2 separate regions of the Homo sapiens genome follow, and region 1 is linked to region 2. A link is a loop called in an ENCODE intact Hi-C map of the cell type or tissue named here. Cell type or tissue: IMR-90. All regions are shown on one strand. Each heading gives the region's core, and the rest is flanking DNA. Links, peaks and the distances in the headings are about the cores only. Region 1 overlaps LINC01036 (long intergenic non-protein coding RNA 1036). Region 2 has its middle 34 kb from the start of LINC01037.

Region 1 (5,390 bases), core at 141-5,140, 140 kb after region 2:
AGGCTCAGGTTGGAGGGCAGCATTTGTTACCAGAGAAAGGAAGTAGTAGGAGATGTTCCTTAATGATTATCTCCTTAACTAAAATCTTTTATCCATGTCCAGCTTGAGTCATTTGCTCATAAGACATTGTGATAATGCACCCTTCTGATCCACACTAAATATTGAAACAGGTCAATCTGTCCACATTAATCACAGTCTTTTGGTTTCAACTTCTCGAAATTTTGGCATTTTGTCATCAACTGTGTCTACGAAATATTAAAACAGTTATGTACTCATACAAATTAAAAGACAAACTAATACACATTTACAATTATTAAAGATCAAAAGTATTAAACCTTGGATTGAATTAAAGAATTGGGATTTACGATTGCCAGACTTGAGGTCAGGAACGTCTCATTTAATTTAATGGTATCCAGTAACTTTCATTTTTATATAGACCACAGAGACCTTTCAAGCATCACATTGGTGTAAGTAGAGAAATATACTCTTTAACTACAGTATTCTCTATAACCTTTTGTTCCTTCCTATGGACAGCTCTCAGTGGTGTCTGCAGGTTTTCATTCAGCACTGACCTCAGGACAAATCACTGTTAGCCGAGTTTGTCTGCGGCACCTCAGCATTCTCTCTTTGCCCTCTTTTTATTTTCCCTTTAGCCTTAGGCCCTCAGAATGTGCAGTTTGTCTATCAAAACCTGTTCTTAAGAAATGATCAGAAGCATATTCACATTAAAGAATATCTAACCAATAGCCATTTCAAATACGATGTATTTCCAAGTAACTTTGAATTTAACTGTACCAAAGTGAAAAACAGCAAGTTTGTACGAAAGCCCCTACAGTGGAATCTCAGTTCTCAGCAAATTTCATTCATATCCTTTCAGATCCTCTATCCCTTGCCCTTTCATCTGGTGGAAGAGATAGCCAAGTGTTTGTTTGGAGTGTGTGAGGGCATGGTTTGTCTATGTACTCATGTGTATGTGTGTTTGGAGGATGTGATGTATAAAGATTGTGTGTGTGTGTGTGTGTGTGTGTTGGGGGTATCTGCTTTTGCAGAGTGTGGGGCATGAGGGTGGTGTGTGTATGTGAGTGTATGCATGTGTGCACATGTGTATTTAATGTTACTGCTAACACGAAGGTAGGGCTTCTTGGACATTTGCAATCACACCATGTAGAGTCACCACATTTATACATAAAGCTACTTCTGTTTTTATCTACATCCTGAAAAAATAGTGAAGAGAATATTTGAGCAACATTCTACATTAGGAAAGATATTGAAAGATGATGAGCAAGTGCACACAATTCTTGAAGGTTGAACTCCTTCTTCAACTTATCCTACCATTTATACTTTCTGATTTTCTTATTTTATGTTATCAGGTCAAAATCTTGTGTAAGAAAAAAAATACAACTTTGTTACCTTATATTTTCACTGTCATTGAAACTCACTTCTTTTAGTAACAGATTCTTGGGAATACTCGATTGCTCCACACAGTTCAGGTGAAAAAATTTGCCCCCACTTCTCTAAAACTACATTTGAACGATCCAGTTCATCTGTGAAGTAGTGGAGCAATCTGCAGGACACTTTCCTCCCAGTCCGGACTTTCTTTACAAAGGAATCCCCTAGTGAATGTGTCACCAAGTTATTTCTAGTTGGTGTGTGTGTGTTCTGGGGGCTTTATCAGCACAAGCAGCAGCAGAAATGCTGATACAACTGTCAGAGAGGAGGGGAATGTTGCAGGAATTGTGAGAAGTTAAATGAGAGACTGGCAGCTCTGTCGGCTCAGCGTTCATCTCAGAAATGAGAGGAGGCTTAATCTGCAGGCATGTTTATGATTTTCTTATTAGGTGTCACAGGCAACTCAATCCCTTCCAGAATATAGGAACAATATGGAGAGGTAGGTATTAAAATTTTAACCAGTAACAGCTGAGATAAAAAATATAGACAGATGACAGAGAAGGAAGAGCACAGTAGAAAGTGCTTTAAAATAAACCTGAATTTAAATCTGTGGTTGTCCACTTGCAAACCTGAATTTAAATCTGTGGTCTTCCAGTTACAGGATGAGAAACCTTGGGCAAATTATTAACATCTATTATAATAGGCTCAGTTTTTTTTAAATCTGGAAAATGGGCATAAATTTTTTTATTTTATATAGCTATTATGAGACATATACGATGTAATATGTATAAAGAACAAACCCAGGCATTTGTTCTTACAAGGCTTTTGATAAATGGTTGGAAATTGATATTTGAATACCACAAGTTAGCTTTGAATATCCTACTTAATTGCTCTCCACAGTGCTTGTTTTTACTTCTATTATCAGAATAATTATTAGCCTTTGTTCATTTTTGTATGTTTTTTGTCTGTTCCTCAAATTCTATGACTTACTTATGTTTGTAACTGTAACCAGGCTCTACTGTAATATTCTGAGTATGGTAATACAAATAACAGACAAATTTTAGCGGATGTTTCTTATTTGCCAGACATTCTTCTAAATATTTTAAATTAAAGGTTTTAATTCTCACAAGATTTTTATAAGTTAGTTACTATTGTTATCTTTATTTTGCTGAATAGATGCTATCTAGGTTGTCTATTGTCAGAGAATTAATATATTTCAGAGCCAGCATTCCAAACATGGGTATCGGAGTTTAGACCTCAGCTATTGACTACAATGCAGTTATATTAAAGAAAAGAGAACAGGAGGGAGAAAAGATCCAAATAAGGTGGCAGGGTGCCACCCAGTGATAAAGCCTTAGAATAGCAGTGGATTAACCAGAAGTCTGGAGAGAGGCAAGTAAATCATATGACGAACCCCAGGAAAATGCTCTAGTGCAAGAGGTAGAATTGCATTTGGTGTCACTGAGACACTGAACCATCAATGGAGGTTATAAAAATTTGAGGAATACCTGGTTTATTTCACTCGCTTATTGAGAATTTATACCTGGAGCACTGATCAAAACTAACTGATGAAAAAATAATTAAAAATAAATTGAAAAGATAAACATTTTACATCCAAAATACTTTCAACATTAACAAAAATGCATTTTAAAAAGCTGACAAATACATGTTCCCGGCATCTGACTTGAATGAACTACTGCACTACAAAGCTTCATTATCTCTGAGCTTTATGGCTGTAGGAAACATTTTGGGTAATATATGTAATTCTTCATAAAAATCTGTATTAATATTCTTTAGCATTGAACTCTGAGAAGAATTTAATATGTATTTAATAACAATGGAGAAAAGTATGTGTCAATGAGAATGAGACCTCTGTAACAGTAAAGTGATCAAACACTAAAATCCTGAGCTGCCACTGTAATTAGGGAAGTATTTAGTAGTTTTACACATTTGACTGTTCATCAGGAAGTTATTTTTTGCTCAGGTACAATCTTGTAGTTATTATTTTATCCAAAAGCCAGAGGCTCATGAAAGTCTTGTGAGCACCATGGTCTTGGTGGGACACTCCTCAATGTGCATCAAGAGCATGAACAAGAGAGAAAACTGACAGAATCAAAAAAACAAAAACAAAACCAGAGAGGCCCTTTTCAGATACTATGTAAGTAACAGTGTTTTTTAAATGCAGCACTCTTGAAAAAGAATATGTAATGGATAAAGTAAGATTTATTCGTTATTAGTTATAAGGACATTGTTATGTAAAAAGACCCATTTACTACAATTGGCACAGTGCTAGAACATGAAACATCCTGAAGAGGATAAGCAACTGCAAACTCCACTGCACCACACAAATACCTTACTTCACCACCCCCCAAATGTGTTTACTTACCCACCACAAAACACATTTTATCTAAGAAGGCTTCCCTTAACTATAATGGTGCTAACGCTAAATGTAATACTGTAGTTGTTATTCCAGAGTCTAAGTCTAGTCATCATCAATTCATCCTTCTGCTGTCCAGTCTTGGATAAGAATCATATTTAGAAAGAATCCAAATCCATTTAGGAGGACCCCAGTTGATGATTACCATTAAGGTTTGCATACCTGAGAGAGGCACGCAATTGACTTGAAAAGCACTACCCAAGTCACTTAGTCTTCATGTCTGCATACATGCTCTCAGGAATACATTGAGCATATACTATGTCACTGACACATTAAGTGTTGTCCTCAAAATGTTCTCATTTTATCATGACAAAAATCCTTTACATAATTATTATAGATAAAGATACCAAAGCTCAGAGAAGAAAAGTAGCATGACTAATGTCACCCGGCTGCTAATTGTGAAAGCCAACATTTGGAAGTCTGAAAGACAGTGACTGAATAGGCATTTATTGTGTAGATTCTGTATAAGGGCAGAACACAAAATATAAAGGCATAATACAGATAATAAAGGAGAGAACAAAGAAAAAAGTGAGGCTGGGATAATATATCACAGGTTGTTTGGTAAAAACCTGAGCACAGGAATAGAATGAAGGGAATCCATATAAATGTGTATTTACCATGTCCTGAAATCTCCTTCACTGAAATATCTATGACTTCAAGCAAGACTTTAGAAGGAACTGGATTACCATCCAGTAAGAATAAATTCTTGAAGAATGGTCTAAATTACCTATGCTAAAAAAAAAAAAATTTGGCTAGTCAATGCTAATACAAAGTCAGCCCTCTAACTATGTAAATAAATAAAAAGGAAAGGAAACTAGTGCCTATGAAATAAAGTTGCAAATATACATATAATTAATCTTACCTGTCAGATTACCTGGAAGACATTTACTTCTGGAAATCTATCCAAAGATACTCTTTAAATAATGAGATATATTTTCCTGCATTAAAATGTCTAACAAAATGTTATAATATTTATAATAGTTTATTAAGAGTACATTAAACAAACAAGAAAAATGTTTTGTTTTGTTTTGTTTTTGAGATCAGGTCTCCCTGTGTTGCCCAGACTGGATTGTAGTGGCACGATCACAGCTCACTGCAGCCTCAACCTTCTGGGTTCAAGTGATCCTTAACTGCCCTAACTGCTTGTAGCTGGAACTACAGACATGCACCAGCATGTCCAGCAAATATTTAAATTTTTTATAGAGACGTGGTCCTTCTATGCTGCTCAGACTTGTCAGAAACTCCTGGGCTCATGCAATCCTTCTGCCTCAGCCTCCCAAAGTGCTGAGATTAATGGCAAGAGCCACTGCACTTGGCCAAGAAAAGTGTTTATAAGTACCATTGCTAGAAAGAAATGCAGGATGTCCAGTTAAATTTGAATTCCAAATTAAAAAGTCAAAGTAACTCCCATGCAATATTTAAGATATAATTACACAAAAAACAATTTGTTGTTCATATGGGATTCAGTTAAAAGGGTAACTTGTACTTTTATTTGTTTGCTAAATCTGGTGAACTTACTTATGATATAACATTAAGTTTAAAAAGAAAAGCAGGATACAAACTT
Region 2 (5,390 bases), core at 264-5,263:
TTACTAATAGTGAGTTCTCAAGGATAATGTCTGTCTTATTCTGCGTTTTGTCCTTATGACTGGGATACAGTAAGCATTTAATCTGTACAGTTTCCTTTCTCAATATTAGGCAACACTCTCAATTACTAAACTCCTAAAAACAACCTAAGAAAAGATTCCGTTCAATGTTTTAGGTTGCCCCCATGTTCCTCTGGCTTTTTTCCTCCCTACTTCTCTACTGTGACTTGCCATCTTATAGGCCATTATCTTATATTTTCACCATGGCCAGGTAAGAAATGAATTAAATTTTAACTGTGATGAACTGCTAGTGATAGAATAAAAGGTCATTTTAAAGTTAAATGCTAACGTCTTTTCTTATGATTGGGCACATTGGGTTGGCTAAATTTTTATCTAAGATGTTTATCATTATTAGTTATTTGGAAACAATGCATAGCTATTCATTCTGCAATCGATGAGACAGTAAATCTTTTAATGAAAAGGCTTCAAGCCTAACCAATAAAAAGATACTTAGCTTGAACTCCATTAGCAGTAATGAATGTGTTATTTGACACATGCAACTTTCAAAAACATACTCATATTTCACAAACCAAAGAGTTCTACACATTGGTTACAGAGAATGAAATGTATTGCCTGCCAGTTTAACCTATGGAGACAAAATAAAAATTACCTTTACTTTTTAGTCTGTTGAAAGAATGTGGATCCTATTTATTTACTTTTAAAATATTATAATTATTTATCAATTTATATTAGCATTTCTAAATGTTAATTTTAGCTAATATTAATTATCTGCCTGTGTTCGCTAGAGGAAGAGCTGTGTGTTTTGAAACAGAGTTTTAGGAATAGGAAGCGACCTGTTCAAGGACATATACCAGTCATACTTGGTCACACTTCCTTTCTTGGCAGAATTTAAAGCTTGATTTCAAAGCCAATACTTTACTGTATTTGTGAGCATGGTTTCTTCTTTGTGGGGTATAAAATGTGCTTATAAAGTTCTAAGGCAAGAACTCAAATACTAGTGCTGAACATGAAGGGGCATTAGACAAGAGAGTGGGTCACGGTGAGGGAGCATGAGAGATGTGAATCTACCTTAGTGGTGACAGAAACTGAGAGAGGGGAGGAGGTTGCTCACAATCTGTGTGGAGAGAAATAAGAGGGTTATGATAACATTCTGAGTTCTCGCATGCTTTTGGAGCATGCAAAGGAACAATGGACTTTGACTAGATCCAGATGAATAGGCTGAGGAAATTAATGACTAAAAACTAAAATTACTATTTGTATTTGTCTGTGTGGCATTGCTACGAAGGAAATACCTGAGACAGGGTAATTTATAAAGAAAAGATCCTTATTTAGCTTATGGTTCTGCAGGCTGTACAAGAAGCATGGTGCCAGCATCTGCTTCTGGTGAGGGCTTCAGGAAGCTTTCAGTCATGGTGGAAGGGGAGGGGAAGCTAGCTTGTCGCATGGAAAGAGAGACAGAGAGCAGGAGAGAAAGGATGTGCCAGGCTTTTTAAAACAACCATCTCTCACAAGAATTAATAGAGCAAGAACTCACTCATTGACTCAGAGAAGGTGCTAAGCCATTAATGAGAGATTCACCCCCATAACCCAAGCATCTTTCACTAGGTCTCACCTCCAACACTGGGGGTCAAATTTCAACATGAGATTTGGAAGGGACAAATATTCAAACAATATCACTGTTCTATCAGATTGCAGCTAACATAGACATGACCACAAAATGGAAATTACAGTTTCACTCTCTTATTCCCTACACAGAAAATAATTGGTATATAAAAAGCAACCTATCTATGGTATAATATAGTTTATTTTCATTAGGGAGAATAGACAAGTTAAGGACAATTTTTTTTCCAGTTTTATTGGGGTATAATTAAGTGACAAATAAAAATTGTACATATTCAAGGTTCACAATGTGATAATTTGATATACATATACACATAAATTGTGAAATGAGTACCAACATGAAGTTAGTTAACACATCTGTAAACTCACATAGTTACCATTGTGTTTGTGTGTCAGGAACACTTAAGTTCTACTCTGCTAGCAATTTTCAAGTATATGATACTGTATTAACTGTAGTCTTTCCTATCTGTGTGGCTGTGGGGATGTCTTAGGCAAGCCCCCTGGGAAAGTTTCCTTATCTGTGCCTGCAACTAATGCTGTACATTAGATGCCCAGAACTTGTAACTGAAAGTTTGAACCATTTGACCAATATGTTCCTATTTCTCCCACATCTCAGGCCCGGCTACCAGCATTTTCCCTTTTGTTTTGAGAAGTTTGTCATTTTAGAGTCCACATATAATTAAGGTCCGATTAAGATGCTCTTGAGAGTTGACCAGCATGTGCTCCCAGTCCAAGGCTGGGCAAAGTTTCACTGGGCACCCCTGGTTCACCCAAGTGACAAGGAGATAGGTTACAGAAGTGTTGGGTGAGGGGAAATGATATTCAGATTTTCTTAATGTTTAGGAATTATTTTTTCTCTCCTAAGGCACCAGAAAATAATGCTCTGTACATTTCCTAAAGTCTGCAGAATTAGTAAAGGATTTCCTTTTCACCTCAAGTATAATTTGGATAGAAGCAGATCCATATATCTTTATAACTCTTTGCATACATACTGCTCAGTTCTCTACAGTGAGAAGCATCTTTTGAGATTAAGTCCCAAAGAAAACTACTAGCCAGCATTAACACCAGCAAAGTTGTTGTTGGTTGTGGGAGGTTCTTAACCTCTCTGTAATCAGTAGAAATTACTGTGTTCCATTCCCTCATATCTTCTGTGACTCACCACTGTCTTCTCTTCTGAAACAAGCCTTTTCCCAGAAAACGAGGCATATTTTGCACAAAGATGCTGTGACTCCTTCTCTTTTATCTCTCTGAAGTTTGAGTAAGTAATGAAGGGAACTGTTACCATAGCTACAATACAAGTAAACACAGAGAACAGATTCAGTGCGGTAGAAAAGACAAGAACTCTGGGATGTGATGAACATGCACTCTTAGAGACTGTGATCATCAGGTGGGAGACCTGGGTCTCACCAGAATGTGCTCTGTGCTTTAGAAAAGCAGATTTCAAAAAGTTCAGAGAGAGGACTTCAGAATACAGGTGGCAGAGTAAAAATGCATCTAATCTCTTCCCTCTACAAACCCCGCTGAAACTACTATAAATGGATTGTTTTTAACTAGACATAAACCCGCAAGAATGGAGGGAACAGAGAGGAGGCAACAGCATCAAACGTTTAGATTCTGAAAAGCAGATATACAAGTTTGAACTGACCTATCAGGAAAGAACAAAACAAAGCAAAACAAAAGCAAAAAGCCAAATCCTAAATCAGCAATGACAAAAGCCAAGAGACAACACAATCCATACACAGAATTTCCAGGTGGTTCAGGAACGGGGGACATCAAACATCACAGAATAACTGGAAGGAAGAATTAAACTACAGAGAGTCAGTCAGAAGTTATTTAAGAAACTAGATGCCTAGAATTCTTTCCAACACCTTGACTAACTGACCACATGATTTTATCTCAGCAGACATTTGCACTTCATTCTCTGGAGACGCAAAAACAGAGGTTTTGTGGGCTATGAAAACCCTTAGTGACTGAGGGTGGGAATACCATCCCCAAACAGAAAAATAAACATGCAGACTGGATGCTGAATGCTGAGACCTCTTCCACCTCCTCTCTGACTTGCCTATTCCCTTATAGGGCTCAAAAAACATTGGCTGGCCATTACCCTTGTGACCCTGAAACTCAAAGACAGGTTTCAGTTAATTTAGAAAGTTTATTTTGCCAAGGTTGAGGATGTGTGCCCATGACATAGCCCCAGGAGGTTCTGATGACTTGTGCCCAAGATGGTTAGGGTGAGACAGGAGAAAGGAAGAAACGGATTAGGCAGATTCTTAAGACGAGTCCTTGGTTAAATTCTTTCAAACAAAAGAACAGCCTGAAAAATCAAGTTGCAGGCACAGATAAGGGAACTTTCCCAGGGGGCTTGCCTAAGACATCCCCACAGCCACACAGATAAGAAAGACTACATAAGAGACTTGCCCAGGCATGCCTGCAAGGGAAAATTCCACCCCTTGACACATGTGCAGTAAGGGTAACAAAACAACATGGAATAACTCAAACTAAGAGCCCGTGCATGAGGATGATGGGGTGGAACTACCAGAAATGCATGCCTTTTGCAAATGAGATGAGCAGCCCACTATTGATTTCTTATAAAAGCCTCTGTATCCAAACTGTGAATCGGCAACCCATTTTTCTGGGACCCCTCTCTGTAGCAGAGAGCTGTTCACTTTCTTTCACCTATTAAATTTCTGCTCTAAACCTCACCCTTTTGTGTCCATGTTCTTTATCTTTATGGCCGTGAGACAACGAACCTCGGGTGTCACCCCAGACGATGAGGCCACTTCAAGAGCACAGCTTGGTTTTATATGTTTTAGAGAGACATGAGACATCAGTCAATATATGTAAGATAAACACTGGTTCTGTCCAGAAAAGGCTGGACAACTTGAAGCAAAGGTGGGACAACTTGAAGCAGGGAGTGGGCTTCCAAGTCATAGGTAGATAAGAGATGAATAGTTGCATTCTTTTGAGTTTCTGATTGGCCTCTCCAAAGGAGGCAATCAGATACGCATTTATCTCTGAGCAGAGGGGTGACTTTGAATAGAATGGGAGGCAGGTTTGCTGTAAGCAGCTCCTAGCTTGACTATTCCCTTTAGCGTAGTGATTTTGGAGCCCCAAGATTTATTTTTCTTTCACAACCTGCAGGCAAGAGAACAGAATATTTTCTGTGAGAATCTAACAAGTTCAAGAAGAAATATTTAACCATACTTACCTTAACTTTTCTTCAACAAATGGCCCACCCATGTCGACAAATGGCCCCCAGTGATGTCTTTAGATATAAGAACAACCTACAGACTCAAAGTTGCCAATCAGCTTTTTAGTTCCTCATTGTTTAACAGGAGTTGATACTTAAGGATCACTGGATTTCTGACCAACATTTTTTAACATGTGATACAGAAACCAAGGTAAATGAAGAGATAAAGAATCTTAGAGGAAACAGACATGATGCAGGGAGAAAAAAAATTTTAATGTGTTATTACTTACCTCAGATATATAAAGATACTTTATCCAAGAAAGAAAAAATTGATATAATAGAGAATCATTCGGAGAAAAGAAAAAAAGATGAGCTCTTGCAATTAAAAAAATGAGAATAGAAATTGAAAATTGAAGAGCTACATGATAAAATTTGAGAAAGTCTCCTAGAATGTAAAGTGAAAAGGCAGAAAAGAAGAAAAGAAAATTCTCAAAGAAATAACTTGGGGAAATTTCCCTCATCTTGAGGATGTAATCTGCTACATTACGAGAATCCATGGAGG

What was found. Hi-C counts contacts between places; a loop is a spot of excess contacts. Peaks named below come from ENCODE experiments on the same cell type or tissue, not always from the same donor. Only the 100,000 strongest peaks of a DNase experiment are listed, where the experiment ranks them.
Region 1: a loop joins it to region 2, with 2.1 times the contacts of the local background. A loop is called at or near these places in 4 of 110 quality-filtered maps.

The regions. Positions count from the first base shown.
Region 1 is chr1:187,262,539-187,267,928 of GRCh38, reverse strand. All of the region lies in intron 1 of LINC01036 (long intergenic non-protein coding RNA 1036), which reads right to left. Among named protein-coding and RNA genes, the nearest start is that of LINC01036, 170 kb to the right of the region's middle. In IMR-90, for the core only: a CTCF peak has its summit at 2,731 (motif pointing left); a DNase peak (open chromatin) is centred at 2,778.
Region 2 is chr1:187,407,040-187,412,429 of GRCh38, reverse strand. No RefSeq gene overlaps it. Among named protein-coding and RNA genes, the nearest start is that of LINC01037, 34 kb to the left of the region's middle. RefSeq lists silencers at 2,699-2,993, 3,446-3,646. In IMR-90, for the core only: no CTCF peak of the experiment used is centred there; a DNase peak (open chromatin) is centred at 2,859; H3K27ac peaks cover 857 bases.